2 separate regions of the Homo sapiens genome follow, and region 1 is linked to region 2. Evidence: chromatin loops called from intact Hi-C (ENCODE). Cell type or tissue: ascending aorta. All regions are shown on one strand. Each heading gives the region's core, and the rest is flanking DNA. Links, peaks and the distances in the headings are about the cores only. Region 1 overlaps AOPEP (aminopeptidase O (putative)). Region 2 overlaps AOPEP (aminopeptidase O (putative)).

Region 1 (4,390 bases), core at 246-4,245, 81 kb before region 2:
TTTGTAGAGATGGGGTTTCGCCACGTTGTCCAGGCTGGTCGCGAACTCCTGGACTCAAGCAATCTGTGTGCCTTGGCCTCCCACAGTGCTAGGATTATAGGCGTGAACCACCACACCTGGCCCTTGTACCCTATGTTCTAAAAGAAAGGCCTTGACTTGTCTTTGGCATGAAATGAAGAAGAAGAGGAAAGTTAACATATTCCCTCATGGAGGGACTGGTCCCAGTATTTACGAAATGCTGCATGGACGAGTGTGGTGCTTACAATTGGCCAGCTCCATGGCCATGCCTGAGAGACAAGCATCCTTGTTCCCTTGGCTGGCTGCCTTAGTGTCCAGGTGTCCTTGGAGCCCTAGCATTGCCCAGGCATCCTTGGCTCCTGGGGCTTTGAAAATGAGAAGGCTTTTGAGGTCTAGTAGGACGAGTTATGGCATAATTTGAAAGCAGCAAGCATGCCAATATCCATCCGAATATTTATCCTCAAGTAAAAGTTGGGAACAGAAGTGATTTAGCATGGCCAATAAACCAAGGACCTTGAAGGGGCCCCTTAAGAACTTTAGGCCTAGATTTGGCATTCCGGAGGGCAGTATCTAAGATGCCTATCTTGCTGGGTCCAAAGAGTTCCCTAAGCTTTCATGTGAAGTATGAGGAAGAAGCATGAGAAGAGAAAATCTCAGGAGCTGAGTTTAAAGAAAATGGGAAAGAGAAAACAGTTCCCAGCCAGGGTCAGTGTTTTGGCACAGCTGGTCCCTTGGGAGAATGGAAGCCTCTTCCTGGGCAAAAGTCATCATGCTCCTTGGAAGCCATCCAGCCACTGCACAGTACAAGCTATAGGATGTTACCCTACCACCCTACCATGGTGCCTCAGACCTGCCACCTCTGCTTGTCGCCCAAGATGATGGAGAGAGAGCTCTGCTTTGCAGTCAGTGCTCTATCCCCAGCTCTGCCGTTGACTGCTGTGTCCTGTTACTCCCTGGTAAGGTGCCATAGACCACTCATCTCCAGAACTCTTGTGGATAAGATTATGTGTAGATGCCGTTACATCTTAGGTCCTCAGCAGATACTGGTTCCTTGCTTCAGTAGGCTTAGGAAAATTTGGTAGTTTTATGGGTCAATAAACACATAAGTTTTGTGGCTTATTAGTGTGAATCACAGATTCTACAGTTCCTATCAACCCAATGTCTAAAATAATTCTCTAAAATAATAGCTCCAGGGAGAAAATAAAAATAGGTATGGTGACTTAGCATGGTAGTATGACAATATGAAAGGTTTGTTACAGAGTTGTTGGTCCACATTCCTTACATTGTACACATTGGAATTTCTCCGTTTCAGAAGGAGCATTTAGAGCAGCACCTACATTTTTGTTAGGTTTTCCTTCAAGGCTGTAGCTTGAACTTTTAATATACATACTCACTTTTCTTCCCCCCAAAAAGAAGGGTAAAGAAGGCAGTAAAGGTAAAGAAACCAGACATTATTTGATTCAGCTCAAAATGTATTTTTTAGTTCCTTTTCCACATTTAATAACAAATAAAGGCCGGGCGCGGTGGCTCACGCCTGTAATCCCAGCACTTTGGGAGGCTGAGGTGGGCGGATCACGAGGTCAGGAGATCGAGACCATCCTGGCTAACACAGTGAAACCCTGTCTGTACTAAAAATACAAAAAATTAGCCGGGCATGGTGGCGGGCACCTGTAGCCCCAGCCACTCGGGACGCTGAGGCAGGAGAATGGCATGAACCCAGGAGGCCGGGCTTCCAGTGAGCCGAGATCATGCCACTGCACTCCAGCCTGGGCGACAGAGTGAGACTCCGTCTCAAAAAACAAAAGCAAACAAACAAAAAAAATAAAAAGAAATCTTGTACCTGATCTTCAGGGATTTGGGATCCCACCTGGATTAAACTAGACTATCCAAGCCCTATTTGCCTGGCTTCCAGCCCTCCTGGAGTTCTGTTCCCACCAGTTAGACAAAGCTCTCTGTCCTTGACCTCTTTTCCCATCACTTTTGGATCAGAGATTGAGCCTGTCAGCTCCTGAAACAGCTGTCTCTGATCTGTTCTCAGTATTATCTGAGCCATTATCTGACTTGTGTCTGAAAGGACTGCGTGATGGAAACTTCTGAAAGAACCCTCTGTCACCCCACCCGCATCTTCCAAATAGAGCCAGAGAGGCCCAGAGTCAGAAGGCTAAGAAGACCAAGTGTGTGGCCAGCAGCTGCGGGGAGCCAGGGCAACTCCTGCCCGCCACTCTTCCTCTGAATGCCTAGCCCTCTCCGCCTGTGTTCACAGGCCAGCCCTCCCCGGGGCATACACAGCATTTTGTAAATAGTAACTGTGTGTCTTGGTTGAGATAATCTTGTAGGCCAGAATGGAATGTCTCAAGACACTTTGCAAACGGGATTTTATTGTTTAGTTTTAGGGATAGGATCTCACTCTGTCACCCAGGCTGGAGTGCAATGGCACGATCTGGGCTCATTGCAGCTTTCACCTCCCAGGCTCAATCAGTCCTCCTCAGCCTCCTGCGTAGCTGGGACTACAGGCATGTGCCACCATGCCTGGCTAAATTTTTTTTTTTTTTCATAGAGACGGGGTCTGACTACGTTGCCTAGGCTAGTCTTAAACTCTGAGGCTCAAGCAATCCTCCCGCCTTGGCCTTCTGAAGTGCTGGGATTACAGGAATGAGCCACTGTGCTCAGCCCAAAAGGGATTTTAATTTTGCAAAAGGACCAACCTTAAAAGAGCTTTGAATAATAAGTTTCTTTAGTGCAATTCTTTTTTTTTTTTTTTTTGAGATGGAGTCTCGCTTTGTCACCCAGGCTGGAGCACAGTGGCGCAATCTCGGCTCACTGCAACCTCTGTCTCCCGGGTTTAAGTCATTCTCCTGCCTCACCCTCCTGAATAGCTGGGATTACAGGTGCCCACCACCACGCCCAGCTGATTTTTGTATTTCTAGTAGAGATGGGGTTTTGCCATGTTGGCCAAGTTTGTCTCAAACTCCTGACCTCAGGTGATCTGCCTGCCTTGGCCTCCCAAAGTGCTGGGATTACAGGTGTGAGCCACCGCGCCTGGCCAGTGCAATTCTTTTATGTTTTTGTTCCCCACCTCTGTTCCGATTTTCCATTCCTTAGGTATAGTACTTTATGAGCTTTTTGTATTAACCCCCTGTGTTCCTTCATGCAGATGCAGGCCAATTAGACGATACATATTATTACTCTCTCTCCCTTTTCTTAAAAGGAGATAGAACACACACCCTATTTTACACTGTGCTTTTGTCAATTATCATTATCCCCTAGATATAATATTAGGCCTTAAAGAGTTTCTCATTCTTTTTTATTTAGCTGCATAGTATTCTAGTCTATGGATGCTCTCAGTTATACTTTTCCAAAATATGGATCTTTGACTTTTTCCAAAATTTTACTGTTGTAAACAATGCTGTGTTGAGCACCTGGTATATTTAAATAGTCAGTGAATCACAAAGATTTCATTAACATACCTGCCATATTGTGGGAGGTAGGGATGTGCCTGCATCTTATTTATCCTTCACTAGTGCTTGGTAACTGTAGGTGGAACCACATGCAATTTCTGTTTGGGGAAATCTTAAAAGCAGTAGAATATCAGCACTTTTGCGTAGCTCACTGATATTTAGAGAAACCTACATGCCATAGCAGGGATGGAGATAAGAAAAAGAAGTCTCTCGCCCCCAACCTAATGTGTCTTGGTGAAGATCTTGCTTATTTAGGTCTAAGACCTTGTTTAATAAACCAAGTGGAAGCCGTAATGACTCCTTTTCAGCAATTTTATAACGATGTAGTTCTTCAGGTTTCACTAATTTTAACAATTCTATAAAGTTATGTTCATCCTATTTTCACTAACTTTGGAAGTTTAAAGAGAAACTCTGTTGAAAAAGTAAATCCACATACCAAGTGTTTTTAAATAGCATGGAGAAATGCAATTTATTTTTCTGGTTAAGAGAAGTAAGTATTATTTATGCTTTTTTGGGCTTTTGGGTTTATTTATTTAGGTGGTGCCTTGGCGTTGAGTGAATGACATTAGCTGGTGTGGGGACCTGCAGCAGGGCTTTCAGGATAGAGCGTTCACCCCACAGTTTCAGTGGTGAGCAGGCAAGAGGTTGCCCAGATCCTGGCCCAAAAGACCAACCACCAGTCTTACAAACTAAAGGGAAATCATATTTTACCACAATGAGAAAAAATGAAGGGGAAGGCTAATGCTGTATTTTTTGTTAAAATGGAAGGATGTTGAGAAGACAGAGACTTTCAGTGGTTTTAATCTTCAGACTTTGGCAGAGGCCAAGCATGATTTGAATACAGAGAAAGTGGAGTGACATGACAGAAAGGGAAGTGGAAAGTGGTGGCTTCCAGAAACAACCAGATGTGTTTG
Region 2 (4,390 bases), core at 222-4,221:
TTCTGCTGCACCATTCAGTGGAATTCTATGCAGCCTTTAAAAAGAATGAAGCTGGCCAGGCGTGGTGGCTCATGTCTGTAATCCCAGCACCTTGGGAGGCTGAGGCAGGCGGATCACCTGAGGTCAGGAGTTCGAGACCAGCCTGGCCAACATGGTGAAACCTCATCTCTACTAAAAGTACAAAAATTAGCCAGGTGTGGGGCACTTGTAATTCCAGCTACTTGGAAGGCTGAGGCAGGAGAATCGCTTGAAGGCAGGAGAATCGCTTGAACCCAGGAGGTGGAGCTTGCAGTGAGCCAGATCGCGCCATTGCACTCCAGCCTGGGCGACAGAACAAGACTGTCTCAAAAATAAAAAATAAAATGAAAAAAAAAAAAAGGCCGGGTGCAGTGGCTCATGCCTGTAATCCCAGCACTTTGGGAGGCCGAGGCGGGTGGATCATGAGGTCAGGAGATCGAGACCATCCTGGCTAACACAGTGAAACTGCGTCTCTACTAAAAATACAAAAAATTAGCAGGGCGTGGTGGCAGGCGCTTGTAGTCCCAGCTACTCAGGAGGCTGAGGCAGGAGAATGGCGTGAACTCGGGAGGTGGAGCTTGCAGTGAGCCGAGATCACGCCATTGCACTCCAGCCTGGGCGACAGAGCGAGCCTGGGCACTGTCTCAAATAAATAAATAAATAAAAAGACTTAAGTAGACCAAATGTGGGAGAAGCTCCTTGGTATAATATCAACTGAAGAAACAAAATGCAATGTCCATCATGCATTTGTCCTTATTACCTTAAAATATTTTCTGGAGCAATTCGTAATACCTTTTTAACACTGGTTGCCTTGGAGGAGAAAAAGTCCAAGTGGAGGACTGATGGGAGGAGGGAAGATAATTTGCCTCTTCATTTGCTTTTTTTTTTTTTTTTTTTTTTTGAGAGGGAGTCTTGCTCTGTTGCCCAGGCTGGAGTGCAGTGGCGCCATCTCGGCTCACTGCAAGCTCCGCCTCCTGGGTTCACGCCATTCTCCTGCCTCAGCCTCCGGAGTAGCTGGGACTATAGGCGCCCGCCACCACGCCCGGCTATTTTTTTTTTTTTTTTTTAGTAGAGACGAGGTTTCACTGTGTTACATTTGCTATTTTTTTATATTGACTTTTTTTTAACCGTGCAACTGTTAGCTTATTAATAATTAAAATTATGAAGGCCAGGCACGGTGGCTCACACTTTTATTCCCAGCACTTTGGGAAGCTAAGATGGGAGAATTACTTGAGCCCAGGAGTTTGAGACCAGCCTGGGCAACAAAATGAGACCCCATCACTACAAAAAATTTACAAATTAGCCAGACGTGGCGGTGTGCACCTGTAGTCCCAGCTACTTGGGAGGCTGAGGTGGGAGGATTGCGTGAACCCAGGATGTTGAAGCTGCAGTGAGCCATGATCGCACCACTGCACTTCAGCCTAGGTGTCAGAGTGGGACCCTATCTAAAAAAAAACAAACAAAAACAAAAATATAAAATTCTCAGAACAAAGAAATTGGAACAAAGTACAGACAACCCTTTTCAATAAGCATTACAAAATTTTTAGACGTAGGTTGCTTGAGTCCCAACTTACTGTCTCTATAATTAGAATTATTGAGTTACTGAGTTAAATCTAGCCCCAAGCAGGTTAATGTGTTACCTGACCCCTCCCCCCCAGCCAAATATATAGATTCAAGTAAACTTTTTGAAATACTGAACTATGAGTCTGTGAGTCATAGTTCATGGATTCCTGTGGACTTGAATGAGATGGAGGGGTCTGGGGAACCCAGGTTAGAAACCACAGTTATAATATGAAGAGCACTGGGCAGGGGGGTCAGAGGATGAAGGCCAGACTGACTGCTGGCCGCCGCCAACTAGCTAGCTATGTGAGCCAACCTCTCAGCCTGAGTTTTCTTGTCTGTGAAATGAGACTGGGGGTAAAAGGAAGTGGTAAAAGACCCTTCTAGCAACCAAATTCTGTGATTTATGAATATTGTAACCTGTAAACTTTCAATGGCACCAAGGTGATTGTGAGGACCACAGTAGCCTGCTAATGTAAGCACTATTCTTCAGGTCACAGTTTCAGGGCCAAAACACCATCCTTCCCAGGTCGTCAAGTAATTCTCCTCGGTAGATGATCTGCTGAGGCCGGCGATTATTCAGCCCTTCGGGAGGTGAGTGCAGAGCTGTTTTTCTCACCATCTTTAGCCTTCTGGGTATTCCTCATGCTTCCCCCTCTCTCAGGAGAATCTCTTGCCTCCTCCTCATCTTCTTCTTCCTGATTTATCACTGCCTCTGCCCCATCTGACATTAGGAAAGTGTTTCATCGTGCTCGAGTAGAAGATTTCATGGGAAACAGACTACCATCTTTGGAACAGGATCCGATATGAATAATTCTTTGAAACATTTTTCTCTGCATGTCTGTATCTTAGTCAACTTTCAGTTTCCCCTGCTTGAGGAGAGTGGGGCATGTAGACAATCCAAATGTCATCTATATTTGGCTTTAGAGTGTGTTTTCTACTTAGCTTTGAGTTCTGGATAGATCTGCGATTCTGGGAACTGACTTTAAACAAAATCACGAAGCTTTGCAGTGAAGACACATCTGACTCACAAGTAAGTTGAATGCTTTCCAAGGGCCCATTTTTTTAGAACTTGCTCAACTCTTTCCTGCAATAATGCTGTGCTTGGATCAGCCCACTTTCTCTCAGACCCTGGCAAACTGGCCATTCCAATATTCCTTCCTGTTAAAAGGTGGTTGCCATTTGGCTTTTTATTTGTAATTCATGCGAAGTTCAATAAGTAATATGAAACATCATTTCAGTAAGTGGTTCGGTGGGAGACATTATCAAAACAATTAGAATGTGTTACTGTCAATAAGCAAGAAATCAAAATTTCATAATCTTCTCTGACTCATGTGGAATTGACTTATACTTATGGCCCTTTCAGCTTTTAATGAAGAATGGCCAAAAAGTATAGAGTATTCAAGTTTGCTCAAATAAGAATCGATTGCTTCTTCCTCTGAGCCCCCATAGCAAGAATGTATTTTTTCAATGTAGCGGCTTTAATCACCTAATAGTATAGTATAGTACATGTTTTAAATGGGAGGATGGGCACTGTCTTCATTCATCCTTAAGTCCCTGACACCTAGCCCAAGTTTCCACCTATGATCGGTGTTTATCTAGTATTTGTTAAATGTGGGATTTCTCTCCTGATTGTCGGATTAACCCTTGAGTCCTTAGGACTCCTCGCTGCTTCTCAGTATCTCACATACCTTTTGCTAGCCACAAGAGAAAAAACAAAAACAAAACACCTCGCATCTTCAACAACCTTCACTTAAAATGTGTATAATAACTTTTCACGTAGAAAAGTGCTGAGAAGGCTGGGTGCAGTGGCACATGCCTGTAATCCCAGCACTTTGGAAGGCTGAGGTGGGTGGGCACTTGAGGCCAGGAGTTCAAGACCAGCCTGGCCAACATAGCAAAACCCCGTCCTTACTAAAAATACAGAAAATTAGCCGGGCGTCGTGGAGCACATCTGTAATCTTAGCTACTTGGGAGACTGAGGATGCAGTGAGCTGAGATCGCGCCACTGCACTCCAGCCTGGGTGACAGAGTGAGACTGTGTCTCAAAAAAAAAGAAAAGAAAAGAAAAAGTGCTAATAAAATACCTTAATGTGCATATGAATGAATTGGGGATCTTGTTAAAATGCAGATTTCAATTCAGCAGTTCTGAGAAGAGGCTAAGATTCTTCATTTGTAATAAGAGCCCAGGTGTCTAGACCAGGACCACTGGTCCTGGTCACAGACCACACTTTGAGTATCAAGAACTCTAAGTTGACTTGTGTATATTGTTAATTGACTGAGTGTTTAAGCAGGGAGGAAAAACACGGTTTAGCTTTCCAGTGAGTATGTCATTTAATATTTCTTACACACACAGAAAGGGTGAGGAAGGGTTAACAGGGTTCTGTGTGAATGATGTTCAGCAGGTGAGAAAGGAAACTAATAAAGCTGGCTGGATCTTGCTTTATGTGCTGTGCCTCAGCTCAGCAAACTGAGCTGGAGTGGGGTTAGGGTGAGCAGGGTCAACTGCTAAAACACAGTTTACTGCGGGGGTGAGACAGCAGCTGTTTTAACATCTCCCCCAATACCACACCCCCTCTGAGGACTAGAAGCATAAGAATGTATTGTATCCAAAAGAAATGGTCAGGAATGGTAGTTTAGACCTGCCTGTCTCAAATACCAATTGCCTAGTTGAGAATTTACCCAAGACATTAGTACTAGTGATTATGTCACTTTTCTTCTGCAAAGATGTGTTCATCTGTCTCATTTGTCACAATTTAGGTACATACATTTTCTGGTCTTCAGTTTCCTAGAATTTTCTTAGATAGAAATA

The links. Peaks named below come from ENCODE experiments on the same cell type or tissue, not always from the same donor. Only the 100,000 strongest peaks of a DNase experiment are listed, where the experiment ranks them.
Region 1: it touches region 2 in a loop (2.0-fold over the local background); 3 of 110 quality-filtered maps call a loop at or near these places.

The regions. Positions count from the first base shown.
Region 1 is chr9:94,817,183-94,821,572 of GRCh38, forward strand. The region is part of intron 5 of AOPEP (aminopeptidase O (putative)); the gene reads left to right. Among named protein-coding and RNA genes, the nearest start is that of MIR2278, 9.4 kb to the left of the region's middle. RefSeq lists an enhancer at 4,112-4,241. In ascending aorta, for the core only: no CTCF peak of the experiment used is centred there; a DNase peak (open chromatin) is centred at 2,259; H3K27ac peaks cover 3,780 bases.
Region 2 is chr9:94,898,284-94,902,673 of GRCh38, forward strand. The region is part of intron 5 of AOPEP (aminopeptidase O (putative)); the gene reads left to right. Among named protein-coding and RNA genes, the nearest start is that of AOPEP-AS1, 45 kb to the right of the region's middle. In ascending aorta, for the core only: no CTCF peak of the experiment used is centred there; a DNase peak (open chromatin) is centred at 2,648; H3K4me3 peaks cover 1,572 bases; H3K27ac peaks cover 2,945 bases.